Linked DNA regions of Homo sapiens: regions 1, 2, 3, 4, 5 and 6 are each linked to region 7. A link is a contact called in ENCODE Hi-C or POLR2A ChIA-PET data. All regions are on one chromosome and are shown on one strand. The core of a region is the stretch at or near the end of the contact, and the rest is flanking DNA. Distances in the headings are between cores, read along the strand shown. Region 1 holds the start of PALS2 (protein associated with LIN7 2, MAGUK p55 family member). Region 2 holds the start of HYCC1 (hyccin PI4KA lipid kinase complex subunit 1). Region 3 holds the start of TOMM7 (translocase of outer mitochondrial membrane 7). Region 4 holds the start of KLHL7-DT (KLHL7 divergent transcript). Region 5 holds the start of CRPPA (CDP-L-ribitol pyrophosphorylase A). Region 6 holds the start of NUP42 (nucleoporin 42). Region 7 holds the start of POLR1F (RNA polymerase I subunit F).

Region 1 (3,803 bases), core at 1,175-3,674, 4.9 Mb before region 7:
TTCAAAAGTCACCTAGCAATAGGTAATTTATATTAGAGTGATGTCAAAAGTATAAATGCGTCCTCTTACCTCTTTTAATTTTATTTTCTGGCTGTTTTTTTACAATTAGCCTTTGACTAGCACTAATCCTGTATTATTTGTAACTCTCTCAGCAATAATATGATGCTACTCCATTTTTACAAAGCTCAGATGTCAAAAATATGAAAGACATTTAATTAAAATATCTGTTTTATTCTGCTAATCCATTATTAAGTAGTAAAGCATGTAAAGGGATAGTAAATATTCAAACAAGCAACTTCAATTTTAAAACAACTTTTTAAAAAGATAACACATAGAGTCACAGTTATGTCTTCTTGGTTATCTCAAGCTAAAAAGAGGGGGAGTGGGGAGAGAAAGAGAGAAGCAGGCTATGTAGTGCTCTGGAACAATTTCAGCCTAAAATGAGACTCAGAAGCAAACTGCTCCCTCAAATGTTTAAAAATATGATTCATTTTTAAAAATCCAACAGTTGGCCTAAAGAAAAAAAAAGATTCTGTCTTATATAGAGCTACTAGACTTGCTTAAACACCTTAATTTTTCCAGTGTTGATTTAACCTAGAATGCAAAATAATTCATTTTGACATTCCAGATGTCAAGAATTCGGTGGCATCAGTAAGGACACATACACACCTCTTTCATAAAGATGGTGTGCAGTCTCCATAGGACAAAATTGAGCAATTAAAAGTGTTACCATTTGTGTATTATGTAACCGTAGTCCAGAATGAAGGAAACATGGACCTTAAAGAGTAACACATCGTGCAAACACGCATTTAAACACCTATTTAAATATATGATAGATTTAAGGTACAAATGACCTCAAAATGACACAACCCACAAAAGTTCTTTGTTTACTGTTAACAAGGCCTCAGAAGACATAACTATAATCAGGCCTACTACCCACTACCCTATCATTGCACAGTAGATGCCTACAATAAGCAATATTACTTGAGGTCCGTTGCTATACCTATATACGGAAACTATATACCGCATTACTAAAAATGTTACTTCGCCTGGTATATTCGACCAACATAAGTTTACAAATGATTTGCAAAATTTCACGGGAAGAAATGGCTGCTAAATCATACTCCAATTGAAACGCATTTTAACGCACCCCAAACGTTCTCAGCTACACTACAAGACCACTTGTAATATACTTGAAGCACAAAGTAAAATTCCAACACTCTCCAAAGGCGTAGGAAAGAATAAAACGTGGCTAGCCTGACCTTACCCGGCTGTTTATAAGTAATGCGGAGAATTTTCTGAGCTTCCCCGGCAGTCTTCAATTCTCTCCCTCGCTTCACCCCCACCCCCTACACAGATGCACACCCAACTGATGGAAGTTTAACAAATGTAATCTCGAGCTGCAATCCCAGAAACTGGTAGGATTGAGAATAAACTCCCAGTAAAGTGTTAAAAAGTCCTTCTGCAAAAAAACATCTACCAACCAATCCACATCCTGTCACCACACGGTCGGATACCTCAATCGACTCCCCTGCTGACCCTCCACCCAGCCAAAATAAAAAAGCCCCAGCACCTATTTGGTTTCAGACAAACGTACCGAGAATCCGCGAGCACGATCTCAGCAGCGAACGCCCCCGCGGCAGCCTGTGCTCGGCCCACAGCCACTTTGGCCAAACAACTGGAGTCTCGTACCTCGGAAGTAGCGGCGGTAGTTGGAGAAAGCCTCCTCCCCTACCAACTCCGAGCTCGGGAGAGAACCGGGAGCCGGCGGAATCACCCCCTCTCGGGACAGACCCCGGAGGTGTCAGTCACAGCAACGCCGCCCCCAGGCCGGCTCTCCATTCAGGCTCCACCGCGACTCCCGCCGCAGAGGTGTAGGCACCCAAGCCCCGCGCCCGAAGGGGCCCCGCGCGTCTGCGGCCCTAGCCCCAGTCGGGGCCGCGCCGGGGAGCGCGTGGGGAGCGGCGGCAAGCAGCATGGGCCAGACACGTTGCCGAGCTCCGGCCCGCCCAGCCGCCCGCAGCCAGAGAGGCAGGAGCCCGGCCGAGCGCCCCTTCCGCGCGGGCCGGGCTGGGGGCGGCCAGCAGCCTCCCCGACCGCGGCGCCGCCGCCGCCGCCTGCCGGTCCCTCTTCCCCGCGCCCGCCGAAGCCCAGGTGCCGAGGGGGGCGGGGCGGGCCAGGGTCCCCGCGTGGCGCGCCGCGCCGAGCAACAGGGCGCCCCCGGCCGGCCCGGCGCGCGGCGCGACCGTTACCCGAGCGGCGTGGGGGTCCAGTTAACTCACCGGCTCGCACCTCAGCCGCCTCCGCGCCGCCGCTGCCGCCGCTCCCGGTCGCTCCCCGCCGCCGCTGCTCTCCCTCAGCCACAGGCGCCGCCGAGCAGCCCCATCTGCAAACTCGTGGCTCGTAGTTGAGAACTGGAAATGCGTCTCTCACTGCCCTCCGCCTCCCTCTCTCTCCTCCCCCTCCCTCGCTCCCCACTCTGCCCCAGCTCCGGTCGCCCCCGCCGCTGCCTCCGCGCGCGCAGCCAGCCGCGCCTCAGCCGCCCTCCTCCTCCTCCTCCTCCTCCTCCTCCTCCTCCAGCCGCCGCCGCCGCCGCCGCTTGGGCGCGCTCCCAGCCGGCCTCGCGCGTGCGCCGGACGTCGGGGAGCGCGCGCTCGGGCGCGAGGAGGTGCCACCGCCTCCGGAAAGCCGGGCCCCGCCCCTCCCGCCGCGGCTGGGCGCCCAGGTGGAGCCCCCTCCCAGCTTCTGAGCGCCCAGACTGACTGCGCTCTGCGCCCGGCCGGCTCGCTTCAGGGGTCCCGGACCTGCGCCCGCGAGAGAGGGCTGGTCGGACCCAGTCCCCGCCGGGTCTCCTGGGCCGAAGTCGCAGCTGTCTGTCAGCATTTACGGGTGGGCAAGATACTCCTCGGGGCATAAAACAGGCTCCGCCCTGACCTTTCTGAGAGTTTTACATTCAAGAACCCAGTCGTGGGGCACAAAAGAGAAATGGAACGAGAAGAAAAGCCTCTGGAAAAATCTCCCCCTCCCCCTTCACAGACTCCACTGGATCTGATGTGTATTTGGCAGGTTCTACGGCGCTGACTGTGTCCTTCATTAATTTTTTCCCAAAGGCCCGACCGGGCAGTGTGATTCACACCCGAGGAAATGCATGGACACTGGCTCTTTTCATAGCACCGAGGCTCCCGTGGAACTCCCTGGGTCGGCTTTGCCAGACACTCCCTGGACACAGTTGTTCAGCTCCTCCCCAGCACCTGGGCTTCCCAGACCTCAAAAGGGTGGGGTTGGGGAGGGCATGCCATCCTTTCAGCCTGGACTCTGCGTAGAGCTTGGTGAACTGTGATGAGTGTCCGGATGTGTAGATGACACATTTTGACAGAAGTGCAGATTTAATTTTTCAGTTGAAAGGAACTGAGCAATGCACTGCAGCAGAGACTTCTGGCTAGAAAAACATAGCAAGGCAGCCAGAGAACTTCCGATCCCCTTAAAAGAGCTCTGTGAACCCTCAGACCTGTGACAGGCGGCTTTTGGAAAAACTATTGTGTTCTTCCTAAAATTGAAGAATGTAATTTACATTTTACAAAATGCTTACTGCAATCTTTTCAAACCATGAACGTAGAAAGTGCAAGTCAAACTTTACGTGTGAGGAGTGTTATGAGGTGGCCTCCTCTGTGCAGCCTTTCCTGGCTTCTCTTGGGCACCTTGCACAAACCAGACCATTAATAAGTGTTTGCAGAATAAATGCGTGCATCATGGCCCTTTGGATTCAGAGATGAAGTTATAAGTTGTATTGTCTCCTCTCTTTG
Region 2 (3,602 bases), core at 36-2,535, 3.3 Mb before region 7:
TTTGGCCGTTCCTCATCATTTAACCCCATCTACCTTCTCAACATTCCACAATGGCTCTGTGCCCTTTCACAGCTCCATGCCTTTGAACATGGTGTTCTCCCTTTCTGAAATACCCTTTGACTTTCTTCTCTGGCAAACTCCCATTTACCTTTTAAGATCCAACTCAAACATTACCTTCCTTGTGGAGTTCGCTGACTTTCCTAAACAGTCATTTCTTGTCCTCTGTTTCCATTGCTCATTGAACCAATCTCTATTGTCCTTATCACTGTAGTTTGTTATTATTTACTCATTAATCTGATCCTCCCTTTGGAGGGGGATCCTATCTGTTTTAGCAATCTGCCCTAATAATTACCTGAAATTGTTTGCTTGATACCCTTTTGATATCAAGTAATATATCTTCTTATTTATGTGCTTGTTATTTATGAGTTCAGCATGTTTGAAAAGTTCACTTAGTGTTTCTGGAGAAATCCTGCCCATTTCTAGTGTAAAGCTAGAATGAACTTCCTGTCTTCTAGGGTGGAGGTCAGTTTTTCTTCTAATTAATCCTGACCAGTCTTGAGAAGGATGTGGTAGGAGAGGTTTACAAGGTCAAAAACAGCAGTACTGTCTGCAGGCGCAGGTTCAGGTGTTCTCGGGTTCCAGTTATTATACAAAACATTTAGTATATGTTCAGAGAAAAAGTAGGGAGGAATGATGGAAAAAATAAAAACAACCCCCATGGAAAGAAAACTGAGGCATCGTATTTGACTTTTTCCAGGCTAAGCCCAAAAGCAATGATGTAGTGAGGGGGAAGTTTGTATTTCCATTTTGCAAAAACGTAATTTTTTTTTCCTCCCGGGATTTGATAAGATTTTGATAAATTCTTGTGAATTTAATTACAGGGAAGTAAATCCTACTGACTAGTAAATTATCAATTTGTTTCTCTTTTCTCACAAAAGAGAAACAAATTGATACCCTTCACATCATCCGGTAAGGTTTATTTTTTTCTGAGAAGGCCATAAGCCCTAACGGCTCAGAATCTAAGAGACCTTCGCTGATTGTCATCGCCTAGCGGCCACCGCAAACCTTACAGTCAATCAACTTCCCTCGGACGCCCGGATCACGCCCATTGCTCAGACCACGCCCACTCAAGGCGCCTCATGGCTCCGCCCCAGGCCCAGCAGAAGAAGATTCTCATTGGTGGAGAAGTTGTTCTGATCCCGCCCCGGAGGACGGCGATAGGCTGAACTGGCGTGGGGCGGTGGTGGTTGGCTGCTTGAGGACGGGTCCCTGGTCGTGCCTGTCAGAGAGGCTGGCGGCAGTGGTGGCTCTCCCGGCTGGGTTGTCAGTCAGTGAGAGGAGGGGGAAGATGGCTCACCGGGACCCGTTCTGCTAGGAAGAAGGGGAGCAGGTGGTGCTGCTACTCGGGAGGAAGCAGAGCAGCCTCCGTCGCTGTCGCTGAGAGCCTCACGAGTCGAGGTCCTGCAGGTGGAGCTCCGGCAGCCGCCCTGGTGAGTCCAGCCGAGAGACCCACGCCGGGCCCCCAGGGCGTCCGGCAACGGATAACTTTTTTTTGTCAGGGAGGAGCCGGGGCGAGGCGGCGGCGAGGACAGGACCGGGACTTTGTCCCTGGGGCCGCGGCTCCACTGGGGGTAACGGCTCCCGCGCGAGGCGCCATGGGTGGGTGCGAGGCGGCGCGGGGCGCTGGGGGCGGCTGGCGGGCGGGTGGGCTGCGGCCGGCGCTGCTCGCCCCGAAGTTGGGCGCAGCCTGCCCGCTGCCTGGAGGGCGGCAGCTTTGTGCGCGCGACTCGGGTCTTTCCTTCCCGGCGAGGAGCAGTCCAGCCTCCTGCTGTGACCCGGGTGCCGCCGCCTCGGCCCCACCGGCCGCCCCTCTGCCGGGTGGGCCTGGGGCGGGAGCCCCCCGTCCCCTCCCTGCCGCGGCGGATGCTCTGGCCTCTGCCTCCTCTCCCACTCGCGCCCTCTACTTCGGCGAGGCCGCCACTGTCCGTCCGGTCTGGTGGCCACAATGGTCACTGTCGACCCCCCGCCCTCGCCCCCTGGAGAGCAGCGTTGGCCCGAGTCGGTCTTTGGTCCCCTGCAGGGCGGAGAGGTTCAGACAGCAGCCACGCTTCCTTCCTTGGTTATTTCGCTGAAGATCTCTTCTTGAGCCCTTGCCCCTTCTTTCTATGAGTTATTCCTCTCCTGAGGCTCATTTTAACATACTCGGGAATCCTCGGGGGTTTGGCTGAAAATGGTTGCATTAAAACACCCCCAAGTTTGTACGCTTCCCCGAAATTTGCTGTCTGCCCGTCAGCTTGCACATGTGTGCTTTGTGAGTTTAGACATTCCTGAAAGATTTTAATTTTGCCTAAGTGGTTTAGTACTGCACAGAATCTGCTCTCTGAGAAATACACTATCACAAGCCTGGCAGCCGCGGCGCTCTTCAGGTAGGGGGAATTTGTTCCACCGGCAGCTACTTCTTATCTCAGAGACTGCCCTACAGGCAGTAGGGCCAAGCTGACCTTTTGCAAATTATTTATCCTTGGATCACACAGTAGTTTTTGGAGCAGGTGGGCCACCTCTTTGGTTCATGTAACACTTTACAGTTTGAGGTTTTCAGCTTTCAAATCTTATTGCCATAAAGTCAGAAAGACTGGGAGGCTTGTTTTCCATGAAAACATTCTACTGCTAACATCCACAGGCACCCCACCTCCCCCGACATTTCCAAGTATTTTTTTTTCTTTAGGTGAATACATTTTAAGGTTTACAGGATGAATAGTAGTCTAAACCACCATATTTTTGAAGTGCAGGCAAAGACAAGGAAGGAAAAACATTTAAGATCTGCTTGGCCAATAGTGGCTTCAAAGTCAGCTATTCAAATAATCAGTTCAATCAAACCAAGTGGCAAGGGGGAAAAGCATCACATATTTAGGAAACAAATTCTGGATTTGGCTCGTTTATCCTTATTCGATTTATTGAAATTACCATGAGGGATTAGAAGGATTAGAAACCTTCTTAGTCATCGGCATTAGCAGTACCTGGATACAGACACCCGATAAGGCATTAGCTGGGTCAGCGTTTATCCTTGCTCTGCTTCCTTTCATTGTTGTATTTCTGTTTTATGAAATTTGCTCTGGGTTGTATTTTTTAGACTGGTGTCTTTGACGGTGAGTTTAAATATATGTACTGTTTTATTCAGCATCCTGTTGCCTAATATTTATTTTATAATGGATCTTAAGAAATTTTAAGAAATCTTAGTATTCAAGACCTATTTTGGGGTATCGTTTATATTTTATAAATGATTGAAATTATATCAAACATAAATTTATTTTTTCACTCTTCCAGGCTGAGTAGGTACTAGGGATACAGAAATGAATGTCATAGCTCTTGTCTTCAAGGAATTTACTATCTAACATACAAGATGTTAGTAACATTACAGTAAATTAACAATTATAATACTATGTAGTCAGTGGGAATAGAGATATGCCTAGTGTAGTAGGAGAGTTTAGAGTAGGAGATAGTTAACTTGCCTTGAGTGTAGGTGGAGTTGGGAGCACACAGCCAAGTTGTGAAGGATGATATGATTTTGCCAAGTGCAGGAGGTAAGTAACTTCCCAAGAGGA
Region 3 (3,768 bases), core at 1,089-3,588, 3.1 Mb before region 7:
AAAAAAAAAAAAAGAACTATTTTTCAGCACTTAACACAGTGACAGGCATAGTAGACACAGGTTGTTATTATTCATGATGATGAGCCTAGCAGAAGAACACTATAATATGAGGTGAATTTTTTTTTCTTGTTTTTAAAGATGTGGTCTCACTCTGTTGCCCAGGCTGGATTGTAGTGATGAAACTGCCACTGTAAAATTATAACTGAGACGGCGAAAGACATCTGACATCACCAACTCCATCTTGCTTCTAACCTCCAAGCTGTCCTTGTTCACTCCTGGGCATAGGCTGAACTAACTTTGGAAAGAACTTTTAGTTTATAGCTTAAAACAAAGATGATAACAGCCCTTTCCCTAAACAAATCCCCTTCTTGCCTAAAAAAATTCTTTTAATCCTTACAGGAATTTGTAAGATTGCAGTGCATTATAGCTTATTTTACTAATTTTGTAAGGATTTAAATATATATAGTTGGCTTCATTTTACAGGTAAGGAAACTGAGATTCAGAGATATTAAATAATTGATCAAAGATCACACAGTTGGTTTGTGCTTTTAGTCATTATATTGTCCCTTGCTGTTGTTATCTGAGCTCCACCAAAACATAAACTATTTCTTTTTTTTTTTTTGCTCTTTCCAACTTTTACTTTAGTTTCAGGGAGTGCATGTGCAGGTTTGGTATACAGGCTAACAGATTAGCGAAAAGATTAGACATTATGGTTTAGGAGTCATGCAGCTGGAGGCTACAAGATTCTGACCCTCCCCAAATTGCTCCTGGGGATAACAACTCTATTGTAAAGCCTAACATCAGTGTTTGAGATATTTTGCAGACCCTGCAAAATGGATCAGCTGGAACCACCCAGATAGGTAAACTGGCTCATCTGATCTTGTGGTCCCAACCCAGGAACTAAGATTCTGACCCTTCCCAAATTGCTCCTGGGAATAACACTATTGTAAAGCCTAACATCAGTGCTTGAGATACTTTGCAGAGCCTGCAAAATGGATCAGCTGGCACCACCCAGATCGGCAAACTGGCTCATCTGATCTTGTGGCCCCGACCCAGGAACTGAGGCAGTACAAGACAGCTTCCACTCCCTGTGATTTCATCTCTGACCCAACCAATCAGCACTTCCGACTTACTGGCTGTCTCCCCACGCACCAAATTGTCCTTAAAAACTCTGATCCCCGAATGCTATGGGATACTGATTTGAGTAATAATAAAACTCTGGTCTCCTGCACAGCCAGCTCTGCGTGAATTACTCTTTATTGTAATTCCCCAGTGTTGATCAATCGGCTCTGTCCAGGCAGCGGGCAAAGTGAACCCTTTGGGAGCTTACAGCAAGTGACCCAATCACAGCTCACTGCAGCATCAAACTCAAGTGGTCCTCCCGCCTCAGCCTCCCAAATAGCCAGAATTACAGGCGCAAGCCACAGAGGTCAGCAAGGGGAAATTTTTAGGAGCACAGACATTGGGCACAGAAAACGACTACGTACCTTCAGAATGAGGCAGGAAAGTCTTAAAAGTCAAAGTCTTAGAAATGTCTTACAGCCTTAAAAATCAATTAAGTCTTAGACCTGGGGGGGTCAAATCTCAAATACGACAGCAGCCAGAAATTTATTACATCAGAGGTTGGGAATCACTTGGGAAACTTCAAAGGCAGATCAATGGCCAGTTCCCAGCCCCAAACTCTTTAGAATTTCTAGGAGTAGGTCTCCAGCGTGAGTATGGTTTTACCTCTCCTAAAGTGATTCTAATGTGCAGCCAGGGTTGAGAACCACTGCCATTCTAAACCAATGAGGGCAAGATGGCCAAACAGAAGTGTCATTTCCTATTTAGTCTCCTTGATTGTTGCAATGGAATTCCTCAGCTTCAAAAGTCCAGAATTTCATGTGAGATTTCCAAATTCTAAAATGTTGGCAAGTAATTAAAAGAAATTTTTTTAAAAAAGATTGGGATCAAAGAAAACATGGATTCGGGCCCTACTGAGTGTCACTTCGTAACCTTTTTGCAGTTCAACCTCAGGTTTGAACAACCTGATTCTGAGAAGTTAAATAATTTGTCCACGGTTACACAGCCAGTAGGAATAAGAGTTAGGACTAAAACCCAGTCCCTCTGAATTTAATTAATGTTCCTTCCATGAGAAGGAAGGAACACCTGAAGATGCGTTTTAAAAATGGGTAACAGAAACGCGAAGTTACCGCCAGCCATGATCGCAACCACGCATGCGCCTACTACTGCCGGCGAGGCGGAAGAGCAGGGAAGGTTAAAGGCGATGAATTACGACCTCTGCTGGCGACGCTCACGACTCCTGCCGTAAAGGCCGTGTGTGGCGCCTGCGCACCTCCTTTCCCTTTCGGATTCCCGACGCTGTGGTTGCTGTAAGGGGTCCTCCCTGCGCCACACGGCCGTCGCCATGGTGAAGCTGAGCAAAGAGGCCAAGCAGAGACTACAGCAGCTCTTCAAGGGGAGCCAGTTTGCCATTCGCTGGGGCTTTATCCCTCTTGTGATTTACCTGGGTCAGTGGGAGAAGAACCGGGAAAGTGACTGGAGGGAAGAGGGTGGCGGAGACAGCAGCCCCATTTTTGGCCGTCGGGGGAGGGAGAGAAAAATAGGGGACACTGCCGTGCACGGCCCCTGAGGCTGTCTGGTCAAGTGGGGCCGATCTAACCTGAGTTCGAGTTCCCGTTCTATCGCTTTATAGTTGCATGGTCTTTAAGCAGTCTTGCAATCCCTCCTTTTCTATTTTTGCATCCTTAAAGTGGAGGTCATATTTCTCGGGATTGTAGGGAGGGTTGGATGACCCCAGTGGATGTGAAAGTCACTAATTCACTCTCTAGCACTAGGTGGTTCTCGGGGTGTTTTTCCTCACCGCTCCATGTGGTCCTAAGTGGAAAGAGTCCTGTTCAGGGAATCGAGACACCTCGTGAAAGTACCACTGCCATGAAAGCATGATTATAATAATAGTCGTTGGATGCCTCTGCTTTCTTACCTGTACGATGAAGGGTTTGGATGATTTCTATTACTGCCCCCATTTTACAGGTGAGGAAACAGCCGTAGAGAAACTTTTTTGCCAAGGTCGCACAGCTATGCTGACTGAGGGAGTTAGGGGCTCAGGCAGTGGGGCATCAGAGCCCATAGTCTTAACCATTATAGCGCACTTAAAGGATTTGGGGTTTTTTTGGTTTTTGTTTTTAAGACAGAGTCTCGCTCTGTCACCCAGACTGGAGTGCAGTGGCGCTATCCCGGCTCATTGCAACCTTCCCCTCCTGTGCTCTAGCGATCCTTCCACCTCAGTCTCCCAAGTAGCTGGGACTACAGGCTGGTGCCAACAGGCTCGGTCACTTACTGCAAGGATTTGTTAATATTTTTCAGTTAGGGTTGCAGACTGGGACCTATTCTGTAGTTTTTTCTTTTCTTTTCTGTCTTTTTTTTTCCTTTTTTCCTTTTTGAGACAGTCGCTGTGTGCCCAGGCTGGAGTGTAGTGGCGCGATCTCTGCCCACCGCAATCTCTGCCTCTCGGGATCAAGCGATCCTTCCCCCTTAGCCTCCCGAGTAGCTGTGATTACAGACTTGCAGCCACCGCTCGCGGCTAATGTTTATATTTTTAGTAGAGACGGGGTTTTGCTTATGTGGGCCAGGCTGGCCTCAAACTCCTGGCCTCAAGTTAGCTACCTCCCCTCCAGCCGGCCTCCGCCCCGCGCGCGGCCTCCCAAAGTGCTGGGATTACAAGTGTGAATCACCGCGGCCAGGCTGTAGTTTTTTCTTTTTCTTTTT
Region 4 (3,582 bases), core at 966-3,465, 3.4 Mb before region 7:
ACAATACAATATAACCATAATGTAAATCAATTGCGAAGTGAAACTGCACATCTTGCAAAAGATGCATGATTCCATGAAGTTGATAAAAGTGCTATTGGAGAACTGTTTGAATCACATGCCAAACCACTGACAACAGGAGAACCTGGCAGATTAAGGTCAGTTAATCATTGTGGAGGGGACCCCTGGTTGTTCACCAGGTAACCATTTTTTCCTTCCTACTCAGTAACAGAACCCTGATTTTTCAGTAATTGTACTTCTATTGTAACGGTAAATAAGTGATGTTAATATACTCCAAAGCTAAGAAATGTGAGTCACTTTTTAAATCCAAAGAGCTAAACGGACAGTCTCAGATAATCCTCTGCTCCTCAAGTAAATATTTGCTGCTGCAATCCAGTTTCACCCTATTTAGGGATTAAGGCAATGCTTTACAATGCTATGATCCACGAATGAAAACATATATTCGAGGGAGTGGGAGGGAACCTAATGAGTCTTCAACGAGTTTAAGCCCTGGTTAACTATGTTCAACTACCATTACAGGCAGGCAATAGCTAAATGCACCAGCAATTTGAAGTCTGTGGTATTGTAGATACAAAAAGGTTTACATGAAAGGAACATGAATTTGAAAATAGATACATGAAAGTCAGTTACATAAATTAACGAATTCAGGCATTCACAGTACTTCAGCACAAAGGCCAGGCCAGGAAAGATTTAAAAGCATTCCCACAGACTGCACTGGTGCACTGTAGCAGGAGCTGGTGAACAAAGACAAAATCCCAGCAGTCAGCGTTTGCTTATAGAAACCAGAAGTTAATATCTTCATAAAAATCTTAAATTCCTCTACTGTTGCCCATATTCCCAGCAGAACCACCAGACAAAGCAAACTAGGTTTTGCAGTTACACATAACTCACATCCTGCTTTGTCCCCTTGAAACAGGATCCCAGTCAACAAAACCCAAACATTCCCACAAATCTACTTAGATGTGTATTATCTATAAATAAAGCTTACAGAAAGGAAAAAGTGACTTTCTATGCTTATCGGTGTAGATGTTATGGAATTAAAAAAAAAAAAAGCCTCTTTGTTTCACCTTCGCCAGCGTTAAAATCCGTTCTTTTCATAACCCACCTTTCGCCGATGTGCTGCAGAATTTCACGAATGCACCACACACCAAGGACAGAACAAAGAGCTCCTCTTAATAACAGAGGCGCACAGTGCCCTTAGAAGATGGCATGGTATTTATCGATGGCTGCTTCTGCTCTAAATTAGCACGAACAGGAGGACTCCTCTTCAACTAGCTCCACCGGGGAACACAGGAGGGGGCGGGGATCCTTATTTAAGAGCAGCTGATGTCAGGCCAGCAACTCTCCTCCCTTTGGGGGCTTCGGTTTGGGCTATGCCAACGGGTTTCTTCACACAAGATCTCACGGCACCTTAAAACGGCTCGCCAATGGAAGGATCCTCGCCCCACAAAGAGATAACTAGGGCAGAGCTGTTACACAACCGATACCCGACGGCGAAAGCCAGCCTGAGGAGTCCCCCAGGAGTCTGACTTGGGAGCTACATCCTCGGCAGACGAGAAGCACTTTTGCTCGAGAATTGTTTTACGCGCCCCTCTACCAACTGCGGAATCGCTCGCCTGCGAAAACGGAAGGAGGGGCGAGGACAGAGAAAGAGGGGCGCGATCCACAGGGCGCGGGGTTCCACCCCGGGAACCAGGGGCCCGAGCCCCGGACCACCTCCCACCGTCGTCCGTCACTCCCACAGAGGCGGTACCTGTTTCCGCATGTTATTCATGACGCCCATGAAACCCGCCAACAATTTAGCTTCTTCCCGAGCAGCAAGTTTCTTCTCGGTCTTCTTCTTGCTGCTCTTCTCCACCCCAGAGGCTGCCATCCTCCCTCAGCTCGGTTCACGCCCGGGGCTCGCCGGGCCGGGCGAGGGGTCGCACTCTCTGGGCACACTGGGGATTCTATCGACCAAACACGGCGATCGGCAGTGCAGCTGCAGCGCCCAGCTCTGGAACGCGCGGCAGGCGGCGGTGGCTCGGCCACTGCCGAAAGACAAGGCCGGGCGGCCCCCTTAGAAACGCTCAGGGAGCGACGCTACCAACTGGGCTGCGTCCCCGGGCAGAACCCGAGCCCTGCCCAGGAGCCTGCGCACTTCGCGCAAGGAGGCGGGGGCACTATGAGGAGAGTCAGGGGCGGGGCCTGACACGTCACAGTGGCGCGCCGTTCCGAGCAATGAGACTGCAGGCACAGGTGCGGCCGGATTCCCTGTCGCTGTCCCGCGCTGAGTGAATTTTGCCTCGGAGCTGGTCCGAGGTCGCGCCTGCTCTTTTGTGTGCCCAAGGCAGATTTCCAGGTTTCGGTTACGTGATTATCTTTTTTTTTTTTTTTTTTTTGATAATTGGGTTGTGGAACATGCAAAGGTGTCTCCCATCAGTGTAAGGCTTCATGGGACAGGGTCGGTGTTCAGTGCAGTATCTGAGCCTGGTGTATGGTAGGCGCTCAATAAATATTAAATGATGAAAGGATATTACTGCAAGTTAAAGTCATGTTACACGGAGCACAAGATTTATTTTCGTGGGATTCATAACGCAAGAGCACACAGTCCCGTTGGTGTCTCCTTGGCGTGCAATGAATGTCTGCCTAACTAGGCTGGCTTACTGTGTGTTTACAACTGAAATCAGTTGTCAGTCGGTTCTAGAAATCTTCAGTTAGGCTTCTCTAAGTGTTTTACGGGAACACGGAACTCAATCACAGCCCTCATGGAAATGTTTTTTGTAACCATATTCTTTCTACTGTATAGTAATATACAGGATTATTTGAAATTGTACATTATTTAACATTATGAAAACTTTATATCTCATTGGTTTTCCTCCTCGGTCTATATAGGACTATACAGAGACATTTTATGTAAAATAATTTACACCATTGAGGCTTTTTTTTTTTTTTTTGGAGGCAGGGTCTCGGCCCTGTCGCCCAGGCTGGGGGTGCGGTGCAGTGGCTAATCATAGCTCACTGAAGCCTCAGCACTCCTGGGCTCAAGCAATCCTCCCATCTCAGCCTCCCAAGTAGCTGAAACTACAGGCGTGCAACACCACTCTGGGCTAAGTTTTAATTTTTAAATTTTTTTGGTGGTGGTGGTGGTGGTGGTGGTGGTGGTGAAGAGGTCACACTATGTTGCCCAGGCTTGTCTCGAACTCCTGGTGTTATGCAATCCTCCCGCCTAGGCCTCCCAAAGTGCTGGGATTACAGGAATGAGCGGCCAGGCCTGGCCCACAGTATACTTTTCTTGTTGAGGACAAACCATATAGCATAATCCAGATGAAAGAGCAAGCTATATATACGCCTCAATTTTTACAAAAGAGTAAGATACTTATGTCTCTGTACTCTTTATCTTTCTTCTATTAATCTAGAGGTTCTCAGATGTGCCTCTATTTTAACTAGTTGATTTGGGGATTTCAGGTGAACCCTGGCAATAGGAATAATTTATTGTTAATAAAATTATAAATGAGAAAATTTTTCATTCACTTTATTAAATGACCCAGGACACTGAAGAAAAACGGAATAAATTTTTTTCTT
Region 5 (3,471 bases), core at 972-3,471, 3.3 Mb after region 7:
CTGCTAGACATTGTTAATATACAGTATATAAGATCTAAGGATCTAAGGATTCATGGAAGATCTAAATTGATATATCTGCTCTAAGAACAAAACTAAGATTCTAGTTAAAATTTGTCAATGTTTAATTATATAAAATTATTCTATAGCAATTAGTATAACAAGAGCTTTATTACTCTACTTTTCTTCACTCAAGATTAAGTAAAGGAAGAATACCTTTATAACAACTCCACCTTTAGATTAAAAAGGGAGGTTTAAAGATCAATATTAATAGAAATACTAATTCGATTTGCCTTCCTGCTCTCATAGATAGACTCATTTATTTATCCACCCAGTTAGTCAACAGATATTTAAATGCTTGATACAGGTGTGGTAGTGGCGCTATGAAGTCAAGTATTGTGCCAAACTTGTTTAATATAGTTGCTGCCTGGGCATCCATTTTTAGGCCTGATATAAGCTGTTTGAAACCCAGTTGTATCACGTCACCTGTGGCCTACTTAAAACTTCCCCTCCCTGTGATATAGAACACTTATTCCTCATTCCATGACCAAAAACCCAACAGCTGCTAACCATGATAAAACCCAATGGTCAACACCAGAGTCAAGTTCTCCCTTTGCTGGTGTTTTCTTTAAACTAGTCAATCCACAACCCCCTCTGGAAAGCCTAAGGGATAAAGCCTTTGGACCTTAACACAGCCCCACAGGTCCTCTCTCTTGCACCCCACCTGCTGGTTGGGAGTCCTGTTATCTCCAGACTTCCATCAGGCTTATTCTCTGGTGAATCTGTAAGTAATAAAATGCGCCTGTTATTTCACATGTTTTGTGTGCTGCCTCCTCTGGCGTCTCACCTGCACACCAGAACCTAGCTTTCCTCTCTGGGCCAGGGCTCTCCTGAAGAGTGGCTGTTCTGGCTTATGGCCACTCGTAAGAGAGAGACCTCGAGATCAAATTAGAAAGGAACGATAGCAATAAAAATTACAAGGAAGTATATTATGGCACCCACTTTTCAGTTAAGAAACCAACTAGCACAGGACCTAAATGCTAATTATAATAAAAGTAACAAAAGTGAAAGAATGCCTTCAATAAGACTAAACAAAAAGGAAAAGCAGAAAACATATTTTTATATGCTCTCAAGAAAACAGGTAAAAATAAAAATTGTAATACTACAACTAGATAACATTTCCAGTGTTTAAAAAGATTATTTTTTATTAATCATAAGCCACTGGATTAAGACTGAATTACTGATGATTATACACTTTAATGATCATTAATCTATTTAATCAGCAATTCATTCAATACATATTAAGCTTGTGTTACATTCCAGGAGCTGGGCACACACACACAACCCAAGCCAAAAGAAAAATGTTGCTGCTTGCATGGAGTTTACATTCCAGGGACCTAATACAATAGTGCTCTCCTCCAAATTCTCACTATACTTTCATGGTAAACCTCACCAGCAACAAGAGTACTAAATAAGGTAAGATATGCTTTAGGCCTGGAATTCTTCAACTTTGGCCTACTTCTGTATGAGGGCCTTAAGGCTCCTCTGCCATTAGTTGTGCAATCTTACATAAATTAACCATTTTAACGTCTTTTCCCCTTTGTAAAAAGGGAAATGGCAATAGTTGAGTTCTTCTGGGGACTAAATGACATAAGGTGTATCGATTGTTCAGCAATTAGTATTGCTTTGACCCTATGGTTCCAAAACATGCCTGCTCATCAGAATCACCCGAGGATCTTTAAAAACATTCCAAAGTCCGGTGCTCACCAGACCAATTAAATCCCAATCTCTGAGCGTGTCAGGACACGCTCCCCAGGTGGTTCCAAAGTGCAGACAAGTTTGAGAGCCACCACAGTTTGGATTATTGATGTGCCACAATAACACTTGCTAATCCATCTGTCTTTACCCCAGGTGGAACCAGGAAGCCTCCAGAGCTTAATGGAATTCAGATAATCGAGGTGCATACGCACCCTACGTCCCATCCTGTGACTTGAATCCCAATCTCTTCCGAAATTTTAAAGCAGGGAGGGATGGGACAGAGGCCTGACCTCTCCTGCATACTCATGGCCCTTGAGTATCTGCGATCTTTAGATATGTAGGGCGTTCTGACATTTCCACTTGCGGCGACAGCTGGGCCTGCCCGGGGGAAGCGCAGAGCGGGCAAGTCAGCCCTCCCGCAGGCGCTGGGACCGGGTGCGGAGGCCGCAGCCGAGCCGCGAGGGCAGATCGGCAGCCTCAGCTGCTGCCGTAGCTGTCGGGATCGTCCCCTGCGGGGCAGCAACAGCGGGGCTCCGACGGCTGAGGGGGGCGCCTTCTGCTTGCGCGCTCTGCGTCCCTCTCCGTGGTCTGCCCTTCGCCCCGCGACCCCGGCCGAGGGTGGGAGCAGCGCGGGGTCGCATCGGCCCGAGGCTAGCGGGGCTCGCCGTTCCGCCCGCAGCCATGGAGGCCGGGCCGCCGGGCAGCGCCAGGCCGGCGGAGCCGGGTCCTTGCCTGAGTGGTCAGCGCGGCGCGGACCACACGGCTTCCGCCTCCCTGCAGAGCGTGGCCGGGACCGAGCCCGGGCGCCACCCGCAAGCCGTGGCAGCTGTGTTGCCTGCCGGGGGGTGCGGGGAGAGGATGGGGGTCCCCACCCCGAAGCAATTCTGCCCCATCCTGGAGAGGCCGCTCATCAGCTACACCCTACAGGCCCTGGAGAGGTAATGCGGCGCCGGGCGCGCCCCGCGGTTCCCTGGGGCCCGGCCTCCCGCTCCCCGCCCTGCCGCTGCTCTAGCGCTAGCACCTTCACTTGGGGGACTGCCGGGCCGCGCTCAGTTATTCAAGCTTGAGCTCTGTTCCCTCCCGCATTTCAGAGATGGGAAGTTCTGGCCTTTAACAGATGGGCACGAAAGCTGCAGCTCCCCCACAGAGCCCTTTACGTCCCCAAGCAGATGAGGTTGTGGGGAAGGCCCGTCGTGTGGCGCCGATTAGAGAGTGCATGGGTTGGGACTAGGCGATTTGGGGTTCTAGCTGTGGGGCCTGAGGAGAAGCTGTGCGGATAGTCTCGCGGTCCTGGGGCTCTGCCTCCGCGCATGCGTGGATTGAGTTGTACGTGCACACTGAAGTTTCCAGGGCGTGTGTTCGTTTTTTTCATTCATTTACTGAGCACCTTCTGTGAGACAGGCTGCGCTAATTACTAGGTGCTGCAGGAGGGGAGAGGAGCAGAATTTAATAACCTTTCAATGGTGGAAAGGGCTTTAAGCCTGAATTTGAGGTCATACCCCCTTTATCTTAGAAAGGGCACTGAAGTTAACTAGTTGGGGAAATGAAGGAGACAGGGAATGGGATAAGGAGGACTAGGGGAACAGTCGTGAGGAGCTGAGGAAGTGAAATGAAGGGGTATGTTATAATATTAACTTACTTTGCTTTTAGCACTGAGTAATGAGGTGGAGCTTGGGGCGAGGGTGCAGGGGTGGGAAGCAGCGGCATTACAAATAT
Region 6 (3,917 bases), core at 84-2,583, 3.5 Mb before region 7:
GGGCATGGTGGCGGGCACCCGTAATCCCAGCTACTCGGGAGACTGAGGCATAAGAATCGCTTGAGCCTGGGAGGCGGAGGTCGCAGTGAGCCGCCTGACTGAGAGAGCAAGACTCCGTCTCAAAATAAAATAAAAAAATAAAGGTCAGATGAATAGCCCTAAAGGAGGGGAAGGAAGGGAGACAGCACCGAATTATTAACCCGATCTTTAAAAATCTTGTGTTGTTCTAAGGTTTCATGTCTAATCTCTCCTTTCCTTGAAGATAAAAAGCTTTGACAATGATCTAGGCCCAGGGACTAGATCAACGTGGCCCCCGCATCTCCTTTCCTCACCTCCCGGATAGCCCTTAACTGGGCGTCCCACATTCCCAATTTCACCCCAAATTTATGAGCAGGTGCATTTTTGCGGTATGGCTCTATAGGTTTTATTAGATTTTCTTTTTTTCTTTTCTTTCTTTCTTTTTTTTTTTTTGATAGTCTCGCTCTGTCGCCCAGGCTGGAGTGCAGTGGCACGATCTCGGCCCACTGCAACCTCCACCTCCCGGGTTCAAGCGATTCTCCTGTCTCAGCCTCATGAGTAGCTGGGATTACAGGCGCGCGCCACCACGCCCGGCTATTTTTTTTTTTTTTTTTTTTTTTGGTATTTTTAGTAAAGACGGTGTTTCACTATGTTGGTCAGGCTGGTCTCAAACTCCTGACCTCGTGATCCGCCCGCCTCGGCCTCCCAAAGTGCTGGGATTACAGGCGTGAGCCACCGCCCGGCCGGTTTTATTAGATTTTTTCAAAGAAGTCCACGACTTCTCCAAAATGAAGTCCTGATTCTGACCCAAGCTGCTAGCCTCACCCTCGAAAAAACAACTTAGTAAAAATTATATTCAATTCCGGCATTTACCTACAAGGTAGTTTCGATAGGTACTTCCGATTTAAAAACTCAGTTTCGCACAAGCATCCAGGCCCAAACCCAGGTCCTCAGAAGCTCAATAAAAACGGACCACATGAATAATATGTAGATAAAACCCTCGGTTTAAAAACGTTGTGCAGGGCCCAGTAGGGCCGGCAAGGCCGCGACGCGGGCACGTTGGGGTCACCAGCAGCGGGAAACACGCGGGACGCCCGGTCCCCGCCGGCGGACCCTTCCCGGCTCGGTTACCGCGGAGGATTCAGAGGAGAGTCACCTGAAGGCTGCTGCTGCGGTTGCTGCCGTCCTCCTCCTGCACCCCTAGCACCGGGATGTTCGTTCCAGCACCGATCTCCAAAGCGGCACCGGCCTTGAAGGAAGAATTGACAAATGGCCATTGCGACGGCGTCGCTGACGGAGGGCGTCTTCAGTCTGCACCGTTCGATGCCTGTTACTGGGCAGAGAGCCCTAAGGCAACCTCGGCGCCCGGCCGGGCTACTGTGACGTCATCTTCTCGCGCCTGGGAAGGCCTTTTTCCGCCTCTCACCCGGCAGTGCCATGAGACGCATGGACTTGAGCCAATAGGACTTGAGAAGAGCGGACCGCTCTGACGCTTTGAGTGTGTCCTGGGAAGGAGGGATGCTTGAACGGTTACGTGAAGACCGGAGGCGCGTTTGACCCCGGTGCAGGGCCTCGGACTACAGGAAGGCTGGAGGTCCAAAATGAGAGGAAAGCGGAGCAAGCAAACGCAGAACTTCAGCAAGGCCCTCAGAGGAGAATTAGCTATGATTTGAGAGACTGAGTCGTTCTTGCTGAGACGGTAAAACTTAGCTTGGGCTGAGAAAGTAACAAACTGCCTAGCCTTTCATCTGGATGGATAACAGAGTCAAATAAAGCCAGACGACGTTAAGAGGAAACAATGTTTCTTTTAGGACATGCTGCAACGGAAAAGTATTACCACTTAAGTACATTCTTACTACACACTGAGAAACCTTGTTATTTCTTCTTTTTTTTTTTTTTTTTTGAGACGGAGTCTCGCTCTGTCGCCCAGGCTGGAGTACAGTGGCAGAGCTTGGAGGCAAGCTCTGCCTCCAAGGTTCATGCCGTTCTCGTGCCTCAGCCTCCCGAGTAGCTGGGACTACAGGTGCCCGCCACCACGCCCGGCTAATTTTTTTGTATTTTTAGTAGACACGGTTTCACCGTGTTAGCCAGGATGGTCTCTATTTTCTGACCTCGTGATCCGCCCGCGTCCGCCTCCCAAAGTGCTGCGATTACAGGTGTGAGCCACCGCGTCTGGCCGAAACCTTGTTCTTTCAAGTCCACATAAACGTTGCTATTTGAAATTATATCAGAACGAGTGAAAAGTCCCATCCTTGCCTGGAGGATCTAAGTCTCTTTGACGCAGAGAAGCAGCCTCAATTTCTATCCAGGTGTAGAGCTTCAGATAAACGGTTCTGAAAACATTCTGTATTTTCTTAACTTTGCAGTTTCCAAGGAAACATGCCCTACATTCAATTCTCGTCCAGACCTGATGTTAATGCCTTTACACACAGCTATGCTTTGAGATTTCATTTAAATTTCACCTAAACTTCACTCTCCCCGCCAAAACATACAATAACTACCTTTTATTTTGTACGGTGAGACACACCACAGCTCCTCTGGTGTGCAGTCTTCTTGATTGCAATAAGTCAATAGATCTGACTTTGTTGGATTACAGGTTTGTGCTGGTGGTTTTAGGATTATTGAGCTGGGAGTGAGCCATCATTCTTGCTCATGTAATTTGTTTGGATTTTGAAGACAGCAGAATCTACAGGACGGGAACTACTTGTCCAAACTAGTTTTTTATTTTCTTTAATCAATGCAATTCATTTATTTTGAAACAAATTTATGGAAAAGTTACAAATAACAGTACAAAGAACTTTTTTCCTGAACCATTTGAGACTATGTTGCAGACCTAATGCCCCATGATCCAAATACTTATTGTATATTTTCTACAAACAAACCAGGGCATTCTACATAACCACAACACAGCCAACAAAATTAGGACATTGATACTGATGCACTACTACTCTCTAATCCTTAGACTCCATTTATGTTTTGCCAAATGTCCCAATATTGTCCTTTAGAGGAAAAGGGTTCAGTTCGGAATCATTGTTGCTTAGTCATATTTCTTGTGTCTCCTTCAATTTGGAAGATTTTTTGTTTTTCCTTTTCATGACCTTGACACTATTAAAGACTACAGGCTGCTTATACTGTAGAGGTTCCTTAGTGCAGGTCTGTTTGATGTTTTCTCTTGATTAGATTCAGATTATGCATCTTTGTCAGGATTATCACAGAAGTGATGCTGCGGTTTTCACATTGCAGGTTGTGCACAATTTCAATTTGTCCTGTTACCTGTAATGCTCAATGGATTACTTGCTTAAGGTGGTGTCTGCCAAGCTGCTCTACCATAAAGTTATTCTTTTCCTTTTTGTTATTAATAAGAATTTTGTGGGGAGGTACTTTGAAAGTATATAAAAATCTGATTGTTCATCCAACTTTTAGCTCATTCACTTATTTATTTATATCAGTATGGACTCATGATTTCCAATGTTATTCAATGGGTTATAATCCATTACTATCATTATTTATTTTGATGCTCAGATCATCTCCAATTTGGCCAATGGGACCCCCTTTAAGCTCCTTTACACATTCGAAAAAGGAGAAAAAAAAATTCCCCATGATTACTTGAGCACTTTTTTACTTTCTGGTGCAGAGATGTTCCAGGCTCATTTTTACATTCTCTACTCCAGTCCTGAAATCAGTTATTTCTCCAGGGGTCCTTTTGGTGCTGCTTAGAAACCAAGATCTGAGCTTTAATGTGCTTATTGCTACTGGGATGTCTTTGCTGTCATGAACATTGCTGGGAAATACATATGTATAAACAAACACGAACATTTACATCAAACATTTCTATATTTTATATATTAAAACTATTATGCCTTCTATGTCAAAGACTATGAAAAAAAGAAAAAAACTTG
Region 7 (3,771 bases), core at 804-3,303:
CAACTGGACATACCTAGGGTTACAAAACTACTGCATGGGTGCACTACATTTACTAGTTGTGAAAGATTATTACTGGAATATTTGATTTCAGGTAACGTTTTGTTTTGATCAAATTGTCATGATGTCCAGCTTGTTTTTTACTAAATTCTTTCTTGGCCAAATTGTTTTCATTCAAATCACTTACAGCCAGTCTAGATCCATCTTGACTGTAAGGTGTAGTCACCTGGAGAGGTTTTGATTGAATTGATCTGTGATGTCATCCGGGCATCAGGAGTTCTTAAAGCTCCTCACCTTAGGTGACTTCATTGTTTAGCCAAGTTTGAGCACATTGAACAAAAGGGTCCTGCACAGGGGTATCACAGGACTTTGCAACAAAATGAAGGTAAAAGCCATTATGTTTCCCATTTATGGACTTAAAAGTGTCTACTATTAGGTTTTGGGGGCAGTCTCATCCCACTATCATCTCATGCTGAGTTTGCAGTTATTTAAGGAATATTAAAGAAAATGCCTTTTATTTATCTTGTTTGACCCTCCTATCATCTCTCTAAGGTAGCAGGGCAAGTATTATTTTTCGTATTTTACAAGTCAGAAATCAGGTTTAGAGAGGCTAAGAGGCTTTTTGCAGTATTTAGGAGATGAGGGAGTATGTTAATACTCACATCACTGCTATACATTTCTCTTGGCACTTATCCAGCATAACCTGTTATATGTTTATGTTTAGATCCCACTTCCACTTAGGCTGTGAGCTCTTTATCACTTATTATTTATTAACTCACTATCAGGTTATTCATTCAAGATGTATTGGTTGGGTTTTTCTTGGTTTCGTTTCTTTGGAGGAGGGATAAATTGTGGGGGGCTACTGTAGTGAACAATACAGATATTATGGTCCCCACTTTAGTGAGTGTAGGAATCTATTGATGGAACAGGCAAGCAAAGACAGTTAATAAAAAATTAACATAAAAACCAACATAGATGGGTAACTACCTAATCCTTATAGAGAAAGAGGAGTGGGGTGCTTGAAAACTCTTTGCAAAGGTATAGAATGTAAAATCTAAGCTAGAAATTCATACATGAGTAGAATTTACCCTTGTGAAAAATGCTATTATATTCCCTGGTGGAAGGAACAGCGTGAGACTGCACAAAGAGAGACCTGAAAGTAGATCAAGCAGCATGATAATATTAGGGTGGGGAGTGTGACAAATGAAGCTGAAGAGAGAGGCTGTGTGCCCACGCAGATCACAAAATGGCCTTGTAACTTATAAGCCATTTTCATGAGTTTGTGTTGTCCTAGAGAAAATGGGGTGCCTATGTAGGGCTTAAACAGGGCACAACACGATCATATGTATTTCAGGGAAGATCTGGCTGCCCCAGAGTGTCCTCCTGACCATTGAGCTAGGCTTCCACAGGCAGGGAGTCCTGCGGTTTTGGCGGCAGGGAAAGAGAATAGTGTCCAAATAGAATGATATTTCCACTTTGGGCAATACAGGTCTTCAGGCTGATTTGATACTTGGGGATACAAAAGAGGATCCGAGGCTGACAGCTTGGCTGTATGATTCCCTGATTTAGCAGTTGCATAATGAGAAGAGAAGCGGGACAGGAGAGAACTAGTGGGTTCGTTTTCAGATGCGTTGCATTACAATTATCAGGCCTGCTTAGGATTCCGTGTACTGCATAAAATATACTCCATAAATATTTTGATTTTTTATTGTACAGTCCAAGCCTGTAAAATTCTACCAAACCCACCTCACTACTGGAAATGATCAAAGTGAGAACCCCCATTTTTAAGCTACCTACTTAATCCAATAAGCCTCTGTGCGAAAACACACATTTGCCTGCCCTTAAAAGAGCAGTCGGTTGGCTTTCCTGCGTGCTCAATGCATTTCCGAGGCTCTAAGCTCCCGTTCTCGAAGCGCGAAAACGCGGTTCCCCCTGCTGGTCAGGGCTGCGTAATGCAGCGAAAAGAGGGGAAATTCCTAGGGGCGTGGTCGTTGGTGGATGGCGTAAAACGAGCGCCGGGGACATGGGATTGTGCTTGCGTCAACGGCGCGCGCCGTGGGAACCTTGACAAGCAGCATGGCTGCAGGTTGCTCAGAGGCGCCGCGGCCAGCGGCGGCTTCTGATGGGTCTCTGGTAGGGCAGGCTGGCGTCCTGCCTTGCCTAGAGTTGCCGACTTATGCCGCTGCTTGTGCGCTGGTGAACAGTCGCTACTCATGCCTGGTGGCCGGGCCGCACCAAAGGCACATCGCGCTGTCGCCCCGCTACCTTAACAGGAAACGCACCGGCATTCGAGAACAGCTTGATGCGGAGCTCCTTCGCTATTCTGAGAGGTACCGATCTCTTTGCCTGTTCCTTCTTTTGTGCACGGGAAGTAAAGCAGGTGGATGTGCTGACGACGCAGCAGAAAGGGGCAAATGGCAAAGGTCGCATTGCCCCCCAGAGCTTAGCCCCCTGGATTTCTAGAGTCGCGATCCGTCCCTCAAGGCCAGTACCGCTCTGGTAAAGATCTATACAGGGTCCCTTTCATAGATAGAGAAGAAAACTTAAAGATGAAGTTCAGGTGTGGGCGGAGGGAGTGGAGATTCTTGCTCCAGAACCCTGGTGTAGGGGTAGGAAAAGACCAGGGATCTGGAGACCTAGTAGGCCCAGTTCTGTTTGGCATTCAACGTTTCATTTATCCCCTTACGGATGATGCTTTCTCATTTGACGATAAAAATCTGGTTTGCAGTGCTTGAGTAGATTCTCATTCCATAGAAGATAGCATACGAAGCATTAGTACAACCGTTCTATTTGTAAAACATGAAGGACCTTTTTTGTTGTTGGATTTCGCTCTGGTAATTTCCCCATTTTCTCTTCTCTTGGACCTGATCTGGGGATTATGAAAATGCCATTAGTTTAGCGGGATTTTGTTGTTTTTAAGAAGATTTATTCAGTCGAACTAGTGAGCCTGTTGCTTTGGGGAGAGAAAAAACCAAAACGTATGCATTTATATTACGGTATTCAAAAGTGACTTGAAAACTTAGAATTACAGAGGTGTGGGGCGGGGGGCGCGGGCATGTGCTTGAGTATTCCTCTGGACTATACTTTGGTTTAAAAGCGGGGTTCTAAAACTAGAGGGAATGGATTCTCTAGGGATTCATGATTGCCCTTCAGGAATTCCTATGTGAAGTTCCTTGGGCACTGCATCGGAAGTTTTTATCAGTTTCTTAAGGGATCCTGGACCTCCACCCATGTCTAGAATCTGCAGATTCTTCCAAGCACCAATATACACTTCTTGTATGTTTATATTACATACCGAACACTTGAGATACAAAAACAAAAAATAAAATCTCTGTTTCAAGGAGCTTTAAGCTGTAGGAGAGATACAAATACAAGCCAATAAATAGTAAAGTGTTAAAATTTGACAGAAATCTAATAAGATAAGGAGTGTAGAATTTGGATCTTGGGACCTTTGAGAACAACTTGATTGAAGAGGGTACTTTAACATGGTAACATTCCAGGCAAAGAGAGTGGCATAAACAAACGGATACTGGATGTGAACTGGTATGCTTTGCCCAGAGAACTGTATCTATTATATAAGTAGAATAAGGTTTATGTCAGGGGAAAGGCATTGGATGCCATTGGAGAGGAGGGCAGGGGGTCAAAGATGACTCAGAGAGGATGGCCATTTTGCTTTTCCCTTCCTGCCATTGCCAGTTTTTGTTATTTTGGGGGTAAGGTGGGGTTGTTGTTGTTTTTCCTTTTGTGTTTCTGTTTTCTTAAGCAGGGTTAGTG

The links. Hi-C counts contacts between places; a loop is a spot of excess contacts on that map. ChIA-PET counts read pairs that join two places held with the same protein, here RNA polymerase II (POLR2A). Pooled maps may share reads with other maps.
Region 1: a map of naive thymus-derived CD4-positive, alpha-beta T cell shows a loop between it and region 7 (18-fold over the local background). The contact joins the promoter of PALS2 here to the promoter of POLR1F in region 7. A Hi-C loop is called at or near these places in 3 of 168 maps with a recorded cell type or tissue (CD4-positive, alpha-beta memory T cell and naive thymus-derived CD4-positive, alpha-beta T cell) and 8 of 50 pooled maps.
Region 2: a loop to region 7 is called in a map of CD8-positive, alpha-beta T cell, with 5 times the contacts of the local background. The contact joins the promoter of HYCC1 here to the promoter of POLR1F in region 7. A Hi-C loop is called at or near these places in 2 of 168 maps with a recorded cell type or tissue (CD8-positive, alpha-beta T cell and naive thymus-derived CD4-positive, alpha-beta T cell) and 8 of 50 pooled maps.
Region 3: a loop to region 7 is called in a map of natural killer cell, with 29 times the contacts of the local background. The contact joins the promoter of TOMM7 here to the promoter of POLR1F in region 7. A Hi-C loop is called at or near these places in 2 of 168 maps with a recorded cell type or tissue (CD8-positive, alpha-beta T cell and natural killer cell) and 7 of 50 pooled maps.
Region 4: a loop to region 7 is called in a map of CD8-positive, alpha-beta T cell, with 23 times the contacts of the local background. The contact joins the promoter of KLHL7-DT here to the promoter of POLR1F in region 7. A Hi-C loop is called at or near these places in 4 of 168 maps with a recorded cell type or tissue (CD4-positive, alpha-beta memory T cell, CD8-positive, alpha-beta T cell and naive thymus-derived CD4-positive, alpha-beta T cell) and 9 of 50 pooled maps. POLR2A ChIA-PET finds 5 or more read pairs at or near these places in 1 of 52 experiments (CD4-positive, alpha-beta memory T cell).
Region 5: a map of CD8-positive, alpha-beta T cell shows a loop between it and region 7 (11-fold over the local background). The contact joins the promoter of CRPPA here to the promoter of POLR1F in region 7. A Hi-C loop is called at or near these places in 3 of 168 maps with a recorded cell type or tissue (CD8-positive, alpha-beta T cell and naive thymus-derived CD4-positive, alpha-beta T cell) and 10 of 50 pooled maps.
Region 6: a map of B cell shows a loop between it and region 7 (20-fold over the local background). The contact joins the promoter of NUP42 here to the promoter of POLR1F in region 7. A Hi-C loop is called at or near these places in 5 of 168 maps with a recorded cell type or tissue (B cell, CD4-positive, alpha-beta T cell, CD4-positive, alpha-beta memory T cell and 2 more) and 14 of 50 pooled maps. POLR2A ChIA-PET finds 5 or more read pairs at or near these places in 2 of 52 experiments (CD4-positive, alpha-beta T cell and CD8-positive, alpha-beta memory T cell).

The regions. Positions count from the first base shown.
Region 1 is chr7:24,572,073-24,575,875 of GRCh38, reverse strand. PALS2 (protein associated with LIN7 2, MAGUK p55 family member) reads right to left here and starts at 2,424. Exons shown (of 12, transcript NM_001303037.2): 1 at 2,283-2,424. RefSeq lists enhancers at 1,556-1,675, 1,726-1,775, 1,721-2,220, 3,086-3,185, 3,206-3,275 and a silencer at 1,876-2,945.
Region 2 is chr7:23,011,813-23,015,414 of GRCh38, reverse strand. HYCC1 (hyccin PI4KA lipid kinase complex subunit 1) reads left to right here and starts at 1,285. Exons shown (of 11, transcript NM_032581.4): 1 at 1,285-1,490. RefSeq lists enhancers at 955-1,134, 1,295-1,484, 1,902-2,583 and a silencer at 1,675-1,944.
Region 3 is chr7:22,821,419-22,825,186 of GRCh38, reverse strand. TOMM7 (translocase of outer mitochondrial membrane 7) reads left to right here and starts at 2,338. Exons shown (of 3, transcript NM_019059.5): 1 at 2,338-2,510. The coding sequence starts at 2,408. It overlaps LOC112267993 (a long non-coding RNA gene), which reads right to left and starts at 2,230. Exons shown (of 3, transcript XR_002956543.2): 1 at 1,488-2,230. RefSeq lists enhancers at 2,108-2,317, 2,348-2,427, 2,097-2,857.
Region 4 is chr7:23,104,336-23,107,917 of GRCh38, reverse strand. KLHL7-DT (KLHL7 divergent transcript) reads left to right here and starts at 2,215. Exons shown (of 3, transcript NR_046220.1): 1 at 2,215-2,359. KLHL7 (kelch like family member 7) reads right to left here and starts at 2,133. Exons shown (of 11, transcript NM_001031710.3): 1 at 1,772-2,133. The coding sequence starts at 1,891. RefSeq lists enhancers at 1,187-1,266, 972-1,958, 1,747-2,026, 2,147-2,336, 1,959-2,945.
Region 5 is chr7:16,420,288-16,423,758 of GRCh38, reverse strand. It overlaps CRPPA (CDP-L-ribitol pyrophosphorylase A), which reads left to right and starts at 2,221. Exons shown (of 10, transcript NM_001101426.4): 1 at 2,221-2,693. The coding sequence starts at 2,437. It overlaps LOC105375168 (a long non-coding RNA gene), which reads right to left and starts at 3,073. Exons shown (of 5, transcript XR_007060223.1): 1 at 2,777-3,073; 2 at 722-779. RefSeq lists silencers at 2,411-2,550, 2,571-2,630.
Region 6 is chr7:23,179,464-23,183,380 of GRCh38, reverse strand. NUP42 (nucleoporin 42) reads right to left here and starts at 1,333. Exons shown (of 7, transcript NM_007342.3): 1 at 1,175-1,333. The coding sequence starts at 1,295. RefSeq lists enhancers at 969-1,038, 1,139-1,738.
Region 7 is chr7:19,707,319-19,711,089 of GRCh38, reverse strand. It overlaps POLR1F (RNA polymerase I subunit F), which reads left to right and starts at 2,053. Exons shown (of 4, transcript NM_001002926.2): 1 at 2,053-2,327. The coding sequence starts at 2,074. RefSeq lists enhancers at 1,901-2,180, 1,722-2,324, 2,291-2,360, 2,325-2,929.